Linked DNA regions of Homo sapiens: region 2 is linked to region 1. The links are chromatin loops, found by intact Hi-C in ENCODE. Cell type or tissue: ascending aorta. All regions are shown on one strand.

Region 1 (8,000 bases):
TTGTGATTATGTGAGTAAATTCTCCTAATAAACTCCCCATCATATATTCATCTATCCTATTAGTTTTGTCCCTTTAGAGAATGCTAATACACCACTCAGTGACACATAATTGGCAGTTATTCTCATGCTCAATAGGTCTTCAGGGGACCTGTGGTTTAGTTGGTCTTAAGTGGCCTCAAATGCATGACTACTACAGTTTGAGGGTTGACTGGTCTTAGATCCAGGCTGTGAGTTGGGTTCAGGTCTGTTCCTTGTGCATTTTTTATCTGGGGGCTCAGACTAAAGAGACAGTGTCCACCCAGCCCTGCTCTTCTCGTGGCTATCACAGGAAGTAGGAGGTCAAGCCACACTCTGTGGAAGCAGGTGGAATGGCACTTGCCGTGGCCAATGGAGTGTCAACAGGTTGCAAGTATACGGCCAAGGCCAATGTCCCTGGAGCAGGGAAATAAACTTCACCCACAAAGGAAGGGGTAACAGAGTGAATATTTGCTGAATAAACCTAACTCTCACAAGACTCAAAAATTTGTTCTTTCAGAAGCTATGAAACTTGGTTGCTGGATCGTTACACTGAGGCTAATAATGAAAGGAAGGCGGAATAAAGGGCCTTGGTTAGCTACAGGATCCTATCGGACAGGAAGGATTGCTGTTTGGCAGAGGGTGGGCATTTCTGAAGATCTTCAGGGTAAGCTCATTTTGTCTTTTGAGGAGACTGCTATGTGAGGCCCTGCTGGGAAGAAGTGGCAAGGTCGGAAGTGAGTTCAAAGATTTTTCCAGGTTTCTTCAAGTTGCAGAACTGTAGAGATTGAACAGTGGCCTCAGGTAACAAATGCTCAGGATGAATGCTTCCCCTGGTTCTCAGACTACAGAGGGAGAAGATATATTTTCCTGGCCTTCATCAGACCACCTCTCAGGATACTTGAGGTTTCTTTTCTTTTTTTAAAAAAAATTTTAGTTTTGATTTGATAGTTCCAAGTTTTTGGAAGAATTTGCTTAAAGGTTTGGAGGTTTTTTTTTTTTTTTGGTGGGGGGTATTTAACATTTTCCTTAGGATTTAATACTCAAAATTTTTTCAGAATCCTCTTTCAAATCAAGAAGCACCTTAGGTCTTTGTGAATATGTTCCTGATTTGCAATTACTAGCTGGAGGATGATATTAAAATAAAGAAGGCTAAAGATAGTTCGCTAACTAGTAGATGTAGAAGGGATGATAGAGTTAGAATATTACTATTTTGAAACCATCATTAGTAATTCAGAAAAAAATTGTGAATGCATGCTAAAACTAGTAGATGAAGTTGAATGAGGAACAGGATATATTCATAGCCTTAAGGTATCTTCTTACAAACTACTTACTAATTGTGGAGGAAAAAATAATAGTTTTATAATAGAAAAAGTTGACAGGCACCATCTCATACCAAGTGATCCAAGTTATCGTTGCCAGCATCTCTTATCTCTCTTGATGTGATATGCTGAGAAGAACACATCATTTCTGTGATAATTGTACCAAAGGATGCATAACCCCAAATAGGGGAGATTCTATGAAAGAATCTCTAAAAAAATGTCAAGGTCATGGAAAACAAAGGAAGGCTGAAGAACTACTCCAAAATAAAGGAGACCGAAAATGTATGATAATGAAATGGAAAGTGTGAGTCTGGATTGGATCCTGGAGTAGGATAAAAAAATATAGCTCTGAAGGACATTGTTGGGATAATAGGTAAACTTTGAATGTGGACTGTGGGTTAAAGAGTAGAATTATACCAATGTTAAATCTATATTTTAATAATTGTGCTATGGTTACGTAAGAAAACATCTTCCTCTTAAGAAATATACGCTGACATATTTAGGAGTAAAGGAGCATGATGTCTACCACTTATTCTCAAATGGGTTGCAAAAAATTCCTTTTAGAGAGAAAGGAGAAAACAAATGGGAAACAATTTCAGTTAGCCCCAATTTGGACGTGGATAAAAAGTACCTTGGAGGTGTTGGTCTGATTCTGGCAACTTCTCTGGAGGGTTAAAAATAAATCAAATTAAAAAGTTGTACAAAAGAAAAAAACCTTTCTCAATATTTAAAGGTGCAAAATATTTCGATGTGATATAATTACAATATGTTGTTGCAGTACTGTGAAACCAAAGCTTTATACTTTTAAACAGTTAAGTCTGATTAATGAAAGCAGAAAAAAAAAATCCCCTTAGACTTAGCAACAAACAGACTGTACCCCTGGACAACACTGATGTTGTAGCTCTCAGTGTTCTTCCCAGTTTTCTGTTGTAGGTCAGCTATGCCTCACAGTTTAAAATTGCGAATAGGAGAAAGGTATTGTTTTATTTTATTAGCTGTGGTAGAAAGAAACTAGATTTTATCTGAAAAGCATTTTAGACTCATAGGAAGAATAAAAGAATAGAAAAAAGTTTCTTTGTTGGCACTTCTTGATCTTACAGAATAGCATAATCTATTGTGATTGAGGTTCTAGAAATTAGAAAGGAAAGTTTGCTGTAATGGAGGGGCGTTGATTTGGAGGTTTGGTAGCAATGGAAATAGTCAAAACAAAAGAATTAATTTCAGTAAAAATTGTTTGTTGGACCAGATCCTCTGTGAGTGAGCCATGAGAAAAGACAAGGAAGTTGAGAATTGGACCATTTTAAAAAGAACATTTAAAGACTTGGATTCGTTTGCTTCTTTCTTGCCTACAGCTCCCATTTCACCATTTTCTTCAAATCCAGGCAAAATAAGATTCACTGATACCATCAGGCCTCATGTTTGTGATTATTTTGCTTATGTTTTAAAGTCAATTCTTTCCACAAAGTTGTGTATTCTCCAAAGATTTCTCTGATCTCGCTTGCTTTTCAGCAGATATTGGCAAAGACATTGATAGATGTTTCAAAATACTCAATTCATTCCTTGACTGCTTTTATTTCCCCCTTTTTGCTAGTGATGCCTAATGTATGGGCTATATATCTTTTGCCAGTGGTAGAGACATATTATTTTTACTGAAAGCAACTAAATATATAAGCTTTAATTTGAAAATGAAACTGTTTAAGAGGATCTTAGTTTTCATTTTTTAGCACTGAAATCCCTGTTGTCATCTTTGAGGAAGCAGTAGGTGGAGCTACAGGCTTTTTATCACGAAAGAATGTTTGCAGTAGCTGCCCATTGCCGGAATAACCTGAACAAGCACACATTTCCAAAAATAACAGAGGCATTTCCAAGTATTCCAGAAATATATGCAAGACTGTTTAGTCATTCATAATCACCGCTTTGCAAGTACTAGATTCTGTAGAAAATATTTCAGAAGCAGAAAAAAGATTCATAGAATTCCCTGTATTTTTAGAAAAGAGATTTTTAAAAAATGGAATTCAAGAGGGAGGGAGAGACACTTACGCTGTTCAATCATGTGCCACTTTTTTTCCCAGGTGGTGAAAGGGCCCAGAGGGGTAGCCGGGGGTGGAAAAAAATCTTTTCCATTTGCGTCAGAACTCTGAGGAGCTCTTCATTTCCCCACTCGATGAACTTTTTTGAGGCTCTAAACTGTGGTTTCAATTTTCTCTGAATCACAGAGGGGTAGCCTAGGTTAAGTGATTCTGAGGAGGCCAGAAGGCGCTTACAACAGATCGCTCCTGAGGACCGTTCCTCTCATATAGCCTGGTGTTTTTGACCATTTTCCTAAGAAAGAATTATGAAATGGCTTTTAATCTCTGTGAAAAATGTAGATTCTCTCCATGTAAAAATCACAAATTTTGAGAAATGCTTCAATGATCTTGTTTCAGGGTTCTCCAGAAAAGCAGAACCATTTAAAAAATAGAACATCTAGACTATTTTTTGACTAAACAATGGGGTACCATAGCCAAGCCAAGCTGACATCTAAAATTAACTATCATGGATCTCGTTGCTATAATCTGGTCTCAAGCCCCACAAAGAAATAATATATGTGTGTGTGTATATATATATATATATATATATATGTATATATATATATATATATATATATACATACTAGCCCATATATATGGAGAGAGAGGGAAAGAGAGATACCTTCACAGTGATATCTAGACTTGTGTTTGACCAAACAACTGGGTACCATAGCCTAGTCAAGTTGACATCTAAAATTAACTACCACAGGTCTCATTGTTATGATCTGATCTCAGAGAAGCCCCTCAGAGAAATGCTGAAGAATATCTTAAGGCACACCATTGCCCTGGATGTTAAGTGTTAAGGGAGGGCCACACGTGGCTGCAGTAGAAGAGGTTTACCACCCCTGACCCTGTTACTAAGCCTCTCCCTCCTACTTGTTTGTCCCATCCTCTCCTGGGGACAGCAAATTATGACATAAAGCTAGAAAAAAGACAAAAAGGGAGCCATTGCTAGGACTTGATGGATGAAGGCTGCAGACATCGATTTCTCTGCCTTTGGCTCTTCTAGACACTCCTGTTGATGATGACTTCCAGTTAGAAGAACAGCAGCCAAGATGCCTCCTGACTGCAGAGCTGGCTGGAATAGATCTGGCTGCTATAGAAGCCCTTCCTTTTTCATTCAGTCCTCACAGCAAACCTCTGATTTACAGGCAAAAAAAAAGGCTGAGAAAGGTTCATGGATTCTTCAACTGCTGAGCAGCTGCCATACCCTGGACACGACTCTGGGTGCTGGGAATACACACAAGTATGATAAGAACACACATATTTCTTTCTCTTACGGTTCTAACATTCTAATTCAGACAACAGCAAACAAAATAAGTAAATAAACAAGTGAAAAAGTGCAAATTCTGGCAAGTGATAGGAAGGAAATCAGTAAGTGGGCTGAGATAGAGTTTACTTGGGGTGTGGTGGGAAACCCACTTTTGGTGTGCCACAAGGAAGGCTGCTGTGGGGTGGTAACATCTAATTTGAGATGTAAATGGACTTAATAGACTTGGCTAAACCTTCCACTCATAAGTAAGAATTGGAGCTGGGAGGACATTTTGCTGTTGTTTTAACTCATCTATAATCTTTATCCATCACAACTGTCTACTAGCTTAGAAGTAGTATGAGATAAAAAGATCTGGTATTCCATTTCAAATCTAAGAGGGAATTGTGAATGCCTAAGCAAAGGCTGGTAGGTACTTTGTGAATGAACAAATGTGCCTGAATCTCAAGAAAGGAAATGCTAGACAATCTTAAGCAACCCCAGCTAGAGTCTTTCAACCACTCCTGTTACTCAGTTCTTCCTTCTCTGTAGCCGGAATGTTTCGTGCTGTACCTGCAAACTTCTTCCTTTTGCCTTGTCCTTGGCTAATGCAAAGAACTAACTGGTGGTTGTCCTTTTTTGTAAGAGATGCCTGACAGCCTGACCAATTTGGAGAAACCCTGTCTCTACTAAAAATACAAAATTAGGCAGGCATGATGGTGCATGCCTGTAGTTCCAGCTGCTCGGGAGGCTGAGGCAGGAGAATCTCTTGAATCCAGGAGGCGAAGGTTGTGGTGAGCCAAGATCATGCCATTGCACTCCAGCCTGGGCAACAAGAGTGAACTCCTGTCTCAGGAGAGAAAAAAAAAATGCTCGACATGCTTCTCACTTAGATTAATATGTCACATTTCTTTCATTAGCCTGTTGTTGTGGTTCATATTCTCTGATTGTTTAATGGTCTTTCAGGCTCCACATAGGTTGTACAGATGGTCCTTGAGGCAACCGCAGAGGGCGTCATTCACGTTGCAGGTGTGTCAACAATAATCACAGTGGTAATTTGTTGGTGTGGGGTAGAAAAGAGTCTTAACAGGAGGGAGGCACTTCCCCTGCATATCTCCTTATCAACCTCCCTCTTTCTTTCTAATGCGCAAAGACACTTAGGATGATATGAAGTGAGTTTATGCATTTTTTCTCTCCCCTTAGCACTGTGAAGGCACAGGGAGGATATCATATAGGGCATTGTCCATTTTCTTCTTTTTACTGCTGACAATACCAGCTTTTCATTTGGTGTCTGGAAGCCTCCTGAAATTACATGGGAAATTTTGTTCATAGACTTTTTTTTTTTTTTCCCCTGGGGTTAGGGTCTATTGCTTTCAACAGACTCTTGGAGTTACCTTTCCCCAAATAAAGAATTTCTTACTTTCAGGATTCCCTCAAGTATAAAAGGGGTGGTGAAGGCAATGTTTCCATCTCAAAACAGAAAGGATATTCTTTACTTGAACTATTTGGAGAGTCATTTAGGAGGATGGCTGAGTGTAACCAGCAAGCTATGTTCATTTGGTCCTTCTTGAATTTCTTTTCATCACTTCCTCTCACTCTACCCACTGGTGGTCTGTTGGAGGCTCATAGCAATACCCTTCCCATTGAACCTTCTCTGAGAATACTCTGAATTCAGTGAGATTTTCCCTTCTTCTCCACTAAAGATGCATCTTTGGGTCCCATTCTGCTGCTCTACAGTTGACAGTCAGTCTGCATGGTGATTTAGTGGTTATTTGTGTTAGCCATTCTAGACAACAAGCTTCTTTTTATTAATAATAATATAAACAGATGACATTTGGAAAGTACTCTCACCTGAGAGGTAGATTGGCACCTTAAACCTAAAGAAGGATGCCAAGTGGGAGAATCAAGTTGAGAGAGAGAAGATATTGGGCAGATAGGACAAGAAGTACTTCTCAACTCATGGACACAAAAAGGAAAACAATAGTCACTGGGACCTACCAGGATATGGAGGGTAGGAGCAGGGAGAGGATCAGGAAAAATAAAGAATGGGCACTAGGCTTATTACCTGGGTGATGAAATAATCCATACAACAAACCCCATGACATGAGTTTACCTATATAACCTGCACATATACCCTTGAACTTAATTTGTTTTCTAAAAGGAAAATAAAGTTTGCATTTTTGCTTATGGAAGTAACAACCCATCATTGTAGTCCAAAGTGAAAATTTTGGGGGAATGTCATTTCAGCACCTTTAGAAAACTAGGTTTGAAATGTATTTGTAAACTGCTGTGTTGGAGTGGATATTGACAAGAACTAACTCAATTCCCAGTGCAAGGCATAGAAGTAACCCAGTGATAGTGCCATGCGCCCTAGCATAGATGCCTGCATGCGTGGATGACCACTGGGAGCTCCTGAAGACAGGGAGCTGTCCACCTCCAGCACTCAGTAAAGCTTGTGAAGCTGAGGGGAGACGGGAGTGAAACATGGGTCTGGGAGTCATCAGAAAGTGAAGCCAAGCCTCTGGCATACAGGGTTATTCCGTTCCAAGGATCAGGCTGAGACCTTCCCCTTCCTCAGCTCTTTCCCCTTCACTGGTTTGTATGTTTGTCCCCTCCAAATCTCATGTTGAAATGTGATTCTCAGTGTTGGAGGTGGGGCATGGTGGGAGGCGATTGCATCATGTGGGCGGATCCCTCATGAATGGTTTAGCACCATCACCTTGGTGATGAGTGAGCTCTCGTTCAGTTAGTTCATGAGAGATCTGGTTGTTTAAAAGTCTGGGACAGCCCTTCCTAGCTCTCTTGCTGTCACTCTCACCATGTGACACCATGTGTTCTCCCTTTGCCTTTCGTTATGATTGGAAGTGTCCTAAGGCCCTCACCAGAAGCAGATGCTGGCACCACACTTCCTGTACACCCTGCAGAACCATGAACCAATTAAACAGCTTTTCTTAAAAAGAAACGCTTCTCAAAAACTCTGCTCCTGTGGGGAGTTGAATGAATCAGGGACTTGCAAGTTCTTTCTTTTATAGGTCAATGTTCTCATTGGAAAAAGTTCGCTATATTTTATTTACCATCTTTAAAAGCCCAGGTTGAAATTTCTAACTGGGGGTAGGATTTTAAGGAGGGTGATATTTTAAGAGACTTTTCATTCCTGGCGTGGTGCTTGATCAAATAAAAGCTTTACCACTTTTTATCTTTGTGATAAAAAGATATTTAACTCCCTTATGCTTCAGTTTCTTCATCTATAAAATGCAAACAATAGTACTTCTTATAAGATTGTTGTCAGGATTTAATGACATGATTCACATAAAGTGCTTAGCATATTACAGGGCTAATAACAAA
Region 2 (8,000 bases), 440 kb after region 1:
AGCCTGGGGATGGTACAGGCTCCCGCTGTTGCTAGCCCCTGGTGGCTTAGCCCCCTGTTGCTTCGCTTCATCCTGTCCACACCTCTGCATGCAGTCACTTCTCTAGAGTCTTTTCCGTTCAGCATCTGAGTGGACTGGGAACTTCCTGCCAGGCCAGAAGGATATGCTGAAGGGTTTCTTCCTTTGACAAATGGGGATAACAACAGTCTACTCGTGGTTTTAGTGAGGATCAAATAGGGTCATGTGTGCAAATGTGCTGTGTCTGTCTGGCCCAGATGAAGGTTTGTCTTCACCAGGGATCATATAAGGATTTTCGGCCAATCATAGCTTATGCCTTAACTAGTTTCTACGTTGGCATATTGCAGGGGCACCCCAACCACCCCTCGCTATTTCTCAGGTCAGCCAAATTGATACCATGTAGCAGAGCCTTGCAGTTTTCACTTTGAAGGCTGTGAAATTGTGGACTCATCCCTTGATCTGGAAGCAAAACTGGGAGACGTCACACATTCCAGCTTCATACCTCAGGCAGCTGCCAGCATTGATCTGCGAGGAGGGCCCTGCCTCTTCTGTCTCCACCTGTTACTTGAAAGCCAGAGAAGAGTGACTCATCAGCGGCCTAATGCAGCAAAGAAGACAAATAAGTCTCAGCAGGTAGGGTGTCCCCAACCATGCTCCACTCAGAGTTCTGAGCAGCAGGGTCAGCCTAGGGAAAAAGGCAAGTGGGAAAAGTCTACTCCAAGGGCCTCGTGCCCCACCCCGCTCTGCCAGTCTCTGCACTCCGACATGTAGCTCCCCCCATCCGCACTCTCACCTGCCCCATCTCCAGAATACTAATCCTCAATCCTCTAAGGACTTAACCAAAGAACATCCCACATCCTTTTAATGACAGCCTATTAAACTTGGTAAAATTCTGATAACATGTGTGAGTGCCTAAAACATGCTGGTACTATCTCAGATGCAGGAAAGACAAAAATGATCGAGACATGTTGTCATTTCATCTCTGCCAACAAATACCATTGTGATTATCTGTGAAATTAACTGATTACTTAAAATAAGCATTCCAAACAACCTGCTGATCAGAGGGGGCCCTGGTAGTTGGCTCTAGCTGTGCTTTGTTAGTGGTTGAGAGTATGGAATTTGGAGCCAGTCTTCTCTGCATTTAAACTTCAGCTCTACCAGGTACATGCTCCATGACAGGAAGGAAGTAACAACTGCTCTGTCTGGAGAGTTGTGCTGGAGCCAACTCAAAAAAGCTGATTTTGCACATCTCTCCCAACTCTGTGTTCACCAGCATCACATTGGTAGTTTAAAATCTATGACGGGCCGGGCACGGTGGCTCATGCCTGGAATTCTAGCACTCTGGGAAGCCAAGGCAGGCAGATCACTTGAGGTCAGGAGTTCCAGACCAACTTGACCAACATGGCAAAACCCTGTCTCTACGAAAAATACAAAAAGGAAAAATTAGTGGGCATGGTGGCAGGCACCTGTAGTCCCAACTACACAGAAGGCTGAGGCAGGAGAATTGCTTGAACCCAGGAGGCGGAGGTTGCAGTGAGCCGAGACCGCACCACTGGGCTCCATCAGGAAGACAGAATAAGTGAGACTCCGTCTCAAAAACAAAACAAAACGAAAAAATTTCTATGATGTAGTGAAGATTTACCCCCTTCAGAAACTGGCTGGCAAATGTTACACATTGGATGGGTTTCTTTCCTTTTCTTTTTTCTTTTCTTTTTCTTTCTTTCTTTCTTTCTTTCTCTCTCTCTTTCTTTCTTTCTTTCTTTCTTTCTTTCTTTCTTTCTTTCTTTCTTTCTCTCCCTCCCTTCCTTCCTTCCCTCACTCCCTCCCTCCTTCCTTCCTTCCTCTTTCTTTCTTTCTCTTTCTTTCTCTCTCTCTCTTTCTTTTTTCTTTTCTTTTCTTTCCATCTTCCTTCCTCTCTCCCCTCTCTCTCTCTTTCTCTTTCTCTCTCTCTCTTTCTTTCTTTTTGGCCTGTGGAGTGAGCTGTGAGATTTACCAGCACATCACTGACTTTTTACTTCATTCCTCATCTCTAGAATGGCAAATAATAACAGTACCTGCTTCATTGGATTGCTGTGAGAATTAAATGATACAGAAGATGTTCATGTCACAATGTGTTTGGTAAATATATATAATCTGCTCTTTTAATTATTTTAATAGTCAATGGAGTATCTGGGTTTCTTTTGGTTAATGATGCAGCAATCAGCTGTCCTAGAAATTGCAGACTGTGCTGACCTGGAGGGAGGAAGACCCTTCCAAACCCCTATCCAGACTCCTATAAGACTCAGATTTTTAAAACAAAGCAAAACACAAAAGCAACTCTTTGCTTGCGGATGACTCAACTTCCTTTTTGGTAGGCTCAACTCTGCTTCCCAGGAATCAGCAGTGATTAGTGATAGAAAGAGTAGCCCTCATGACCCCAGGTGACCATCAGGACGCTAGGGCAGGAAGGAGCCTGTTGATTGAGTGCTGACCTGCAAAATTACCAGCACAGGTGTCCAACAATTTCATTCTTGAGAAGCCAGAGTTGAGTTTCTGGGGTTGCTTTGGAGGGTTCAGGACATGCTGCAGGGTAATAGGAAGGACATGGGGTGAGAAAAAGGTTCCTGCCAAGTTGCTGAAAGACACATGATAGCTCAACAGGGAACCAAGAGTCAGGTTTAATATTGTTTCTGCACCACACTTAATAATTGAGGTCAATGGTTTATCAAGTCCTCACTGAGGGCCACAGAGAGGACAGGCTTCTAAGTGCAGAGAGGCAGCAGTAAAGGCTGAGGCTGCGGGAAACATAATCAGAGTTTAAAACACTAACACTTACCTGCTGGTATGGTTGAGAGGCATTCCAATAACCCTTGGCCCCTGACTTTTCACTGTGCCAAAATCTAAACTATTACACTAGGTCTTGAATAACTTTTGAAAATGTGTGCTTTCCCACCTAGTTAAGGCAAAGTTGCCTCAAAGACAAATATCACATTAGCACAGATGCTCTTATAAGAGCAATTACCATCAATGGTCACTGCCTGGAAGTTGGACCTGGAAATGACATGCTGGATGGTCATAGTCTTGTTAGATGAGGTGTGCGTGTGATGATAAGTGGGAAACAGCTTGATTTAAGGGACACTTTAGTCCATGGCCAGCACAGTAATGATCTTGGGAAGCCTGAAGCTATGTCTTCTGTTGAGCAATAAGGTACAGGGCGCAGAAGGGGCAAAATAAGTCAGGGAGTCCAGTTAACATGTGAGATGGAAACTTAAGGATAGGGACAGAGCACGCACAAAGCCCAGGGACACAGCTTTTTGCTGGACATTTTGCCTGTACTAACTGGTAAATTAGACTGCACAACAGGAAAGAAGCTTGTGATAGCAAAAGGGGTCGAAAACGGGAAGGACACTCAGAGGGCAGGAACTATGACGGGGCTCTGCGGCCTTGTGGGCAGCAGGGAGAGTGTATTTTTGGCCTGCGGGTCTCGTGAGCTGGAAGAAATCAGGAAAGGGAAGCTGAGCATTTAATCCTACATAGATCACAGGCTAATCGTGCCCATTTAGTGTTTGAAAGTGAGAAGTTGTCAAGGCTTTGTGACAGCCTTGAAACCGCAGGCATTAGAGGATAGAAATCCTGAGCCCAGAGGGAGGCAGGCACTCCCATCTGCCCAATTTGGTCTTCAACAGCTTCCAACTCTTCAATATTCCCAAGCAGAATCAGATTAAGCAGAAGTGCTCATAATAGTTCTCCAATTTAGCCTGTATCTTCTCTCTCTTTCTTTTGTCCTGGGGGCCATGTGCCATTAGGAGCAGAGGTTGTGAATGTTCCAGAAATCCCTTTGGGATGCAGGCCTTCCTCCCATGCAGAAAATGCCTACTGAACACACTAAATGCCAGGCACATGCCTTGTACTGGGGTGCAATGGTGAGGGGTGACACCCAGAGGGAGTGTCCCCCTCTTCTGTATTACTTTTTGCCTGACCTTTTCAGTAGACTTCAGAGTTGGTCATCATGACTTCCTGAACTCATCTCCTTCCATCTTTCTCTCCTGAGCTCTGAGAAGCAAAGTCAATTCAAATCCAAAGTGCTGGGCATAGGAGTTTGTTTCGTAAGAATTCAAACTTTATTGTTTTACCTCTAAATCTGGCCTGCTTCTATAGTGCTTGAGACTTAGCAATCTCTCACTACTCTTAGCTGTTTTTGTTGTTGTGGCTGTCAATATTATTTAAAACTGATAAAAACTGCACAGGGAAGTTGACACAGTCAGATATTAAGTTGATATGCCTATCATTGAATGTCTGGAGCAAGGTAACCTCACCTCAGACTTGATTCCTAACAAACTTCAGTGAATATTCAATTTTTGTTTTATCACAAATGTATTATTACACCTGCCTATATGGGAAGGTGAAGATGGGCCAGTTGTTTGCTTTGAAAGGAGGAAAGAGTGAGAATGTACAACTGAATGAAAAAAAATATTTTGGCCACAGACACTTTTTCTCTTGGCTTTACAATAATAAAATATGTAGTGGGATTTTTATTTTGCTTTAGAATTTTTAGTTGTTTTTTCCTTTTTGAAGTGCTCCTTCAGAGGAAACAAATCTTTCTATTGACATTGAAAATGAGTCATAAGAGAAGTGTTGCTACTTTCCTTTTGAGGGATTTTTTTTATTTAGTTTTGTTTCCATTAAGTTTTAGCAACAGGAAAATATGGACTTTCAGCATCCACAGGGATATGATCAAATGGAAACATATGCTCCCTGTTTGTCCATTATTACAAACCATGAGAAAACTCACAAATCACTCATAGACTTTCTAGAAAGGTTGATTTGACAAAATATTTGACAAAATAGCCTACTGCTTCCTTGATATTTCTGAAACCAAATGAGTATTTGTGTTTTGAAAAAGCAAAGTTGATTAAAAAAAAAAAAGCAGCTGATGAAAGGCCCAAAATGCATATGGGTCAACTATGTTTATTGCAGAAACACTAGAGAGTGGATGAGAGATGGGTCAGTGGGCACAGAAGCCCACCTGCAACTGCACTCACACCTTGGCCTACATTGCCAAAGAGACCAATATATCAGCAATTGATTGGAAATACCACAAAGATGAATCACAGATCAGGAAAGCAAATGCCAATCAATGATTGAGCCTAGGCAATAATATATGAGCTAAAGGCATTTATCAAACCTGTGGAAAATTAGAAGACTTGCCTAACATGGCTGAGAATGCTACATATGAACCAACTTTTAGAATAATTCAGTCTTTTTTTTCAGTCCCCTAGAATAAAAAGGGCATATCTAAACTCTTGAATTTATTTTGATTAAATCAAGAATTCCCTCCTGTATCCTCAGGATCTGGTATTGAGTAGGGACACGATAAAACACTTGTCAACTGGAAGGACTCTATCAGCAGCACCTGGGCTCCATTTGATTTTTTAACCTGCTTAGTATTTCCAACCGTAATGACCAAAATGTCTGCCTTCAGTTACAGTATTTGTACCCTGAGGAAATGAAATAATTTAGCCCCCTGGCCCTCCACCCCACTCCGTTTTCTCAGCTGCAAACAAAGGGATTGGACTTTATCTGGTTGCTTTCAGTTCCGTAAAAGAGAGGTCAAATCCACTTTATGTTGTCAAGGATTCTTTTTCTGTTTTGTGAGATACCTGGTTTTTAGATTCCTCTCCCTTTTTAATTTTTCTCCAGTTCTTCCTGCTTTCTGCATCCTCTTCCTGACTTTCCATTGTTTTCTCTTTAACAATCACACACTAGAAAATATGTAGAAGTGAGTGAAAAATACATCTCATGCTCTGTTTAGTGTATCCTCAAAAAGACTTCATGGTAAAAGGGTGGTTAGGATGCTGTGTTCTCTGTGGGTTTCTACTTTTATTGTATTATAATTTATATTTTCATGCTTACTACAACTCTGGCTGTGATTTATTTTTCTATCCCAGATATGGTGAAAAATAATACTAATATGTGTGTTTTTTGTTTTTAGCTGGGTATTAGCAAAAATCATTCCATTTTCCCTGAGACATCTTGCTCCAACCACCTTGCAGTGCAGCTATTTTGATTACTTCATGTCACTATTAATCATGTGCTTAAAGGAAATAGATAAACTTTGAAACAGAATTCAGCTCAGCAAAGGTTTATTCATTATCTCCTGGGTGCCTGGCTCTGGTGCTAGGTGTTTAGAGGGAACAAAGGTGAGTATATCAGGGCCTATGGTGGAGACAGCAGGAGAAGCTGAGTGAGAATTTACATACTCTCATGTGTGACTTATGTATCAAAAGAAAGGCCCAAAGTGCTTGGAGTATTAAGGCAAAGGAGAAATGATGTATGTGTATGGAAGTGATTTGTTTGGGTGAAGTCCTTGGGGTCTGTGAGAGCGAAGCCTTTCCATATCCTGGAGTGCTTGGGTGTGGAATTCAAATCTTCCTCAGTTGGCAAAGGGGTACCAAATGGAAGGCTTTTACCCAGGAAACCATGATGCCACTGGTGCTTTGGGAAGATGAATCTGGCAGGAGTATGCGGGGTAGTCCAGGGCCGGGGGAGGGAGGCCTGGAAAGAGCCTCTCCGTGTCCTGATCCTGGTTGCACTGCTTCTTTGCCAATCCCTACTCCATGTGGTTGCAGCAGCTCACAGCTATAAAAATGTGTTGACCCAAGAGGTTTAATATTAACCAAAGTTATAGTCAAAGTCAATTTGGAGGATTCAAGAAAAAATCTGATGCTAATAGAGAAATAGAAGTCAATATTTGTAATGTGAGTCACAGGCTCAAAATAGAAAAGTAAAACACATCACTGCTACAGTTCCCAGAGGGCTGTGGGTTACACAGCGCAGCAGATCTGTGAACCAGGCCTCACCACCCTCTAGGTCTATTTTAAAATTTCCTCTGGCCCCTTCCTCTAATTCCTAAATTCCAGAGCATGATATTCTAGTGGAACTCACCAGATATCCAGCCCTGGTGAAGTCATAGCTTGTTTTGAGTGGGTCAATGGAAAAAAAAGATTTTTTTCCCTAGTTGTGTATAACCTTCCTCTCTAGTGACGTGGCATGGAACGAACTTATCATGATTTTATTTTGTAGTCCATACTTCATTCTACAGTGGCTATCACTGTTTAAAACTTCATCTCTTATGTGTTGCCTATTTTGAAGAAGGCAGAGGAGAAGAGAGGAAAGCAGAAATATTCAGAATGACATATATTTTTTGTTTTATCACAAAATTTATATATTAATAGCAGAGAGGAGGGTGTTGTCCACTGGAGGGGCTATGACATGTTGAGGAGCTTCTAGAATTTTCTTTAACAGGATGGCTTTTGTGAGCGTTCATGGCGTAGCTTTATCCTGACTCAGATGTTAATCCTGCACAGAGGCTTGAATGTGTTTTCCTGAGTGTGATCAGAAAATGAAAAGATTCATGAAGATAAAGGAAAAAAAAGAGCAAACCATAGCATGTATACCCAATGATCAGCAGTTACTTTCTTAACAGTGCTTCACCTAGTTTATGTTGTGGGATGTACAACACACAAGGCTAAAATTAGCTGCTCTTCACCCAATGTGTTGGAATGCTATAGGGCCAGATAGTATCTTATCACAAGTGACCACAGGAAGGACAATGCATTCCAAACTGAGTCTTCAAGGGCCAAGGCGGGTTTGATAGAGTCTGAGATTTATAACCCAGGCTGCTGTACATGAATCCTCTGGAGGGCCTGAGAAACGTGTGATACTTAGTTCTCCCTTGATTTCTTTTTATTGCTTTGCAAGAAGCCCAGCTTATAAAGTTCAGTTTGAACACTATCTGCTTCAAAGAGGGGCCTGGTGATGAGACCAGAGATGATCAGATAAGAAGGAAAAAGGAAGTGGTGAGGATGGGTGCAGCCAGAACAGAGTGGACTGGCAGCTGATGAACCAACCTGGGCAAGGAAGTAGCTTGAAGGCTGTGTCTCGGGGTTGGCCATTTTTCCTCCTTTCTCATCCGGACCTTGTCAAGATCCTGTGGTTTATCA

The links. A loop is a pair of places that touch in the nucleus more often than their neighbours do. Peaks named below come from ENCODE experiments on the same cell type or tissue, not always from the same donor. Only the 100,000 strongest peaks of a DNase experiment are listed, where the experiment ranks them.
Region 2: a loop joins it to region 1, with 5 times the contacts of the local background. A loop is called at or near these places in 2 of 110 quality-filtered maps.

The regions. Positions count from the first base shown.
Region 1 is chr20:6,262,278-6,270,277 of GRCh38, forward strand. No RefSeq gene overlaps it. Among named protein-coding and RNA genes, the nearest start is that of FERMT1, 140 kb to the left of the region's middle. In ascending aorta, a CTCF peak has its summit at 3,094 (motif pointing right); DNase peaks (open chromatin) are centred at 3,139 and 3,449; H3K4me3 peaks cover 1,292 bases; H3K27ac peaks cover 1,025 bases.
Region 2 is chr20:6,697,677-6,705,676 of GRCh38, forward strand. No RefSeq gene overlaps it. Among named protein-coding and RNA genes, the nearest start is that of LINC01713, 34 kb to the right of the region's middle. RefSeq lists enhancers at 1-1,098, 1-594. In ascending aorta, no CTCF peak of the experiment used is centred here; DNase peaks (open chromatin) are centred at 3,445, 6,545 and 6,837; H3K27ac peaks cover 2,736 bases.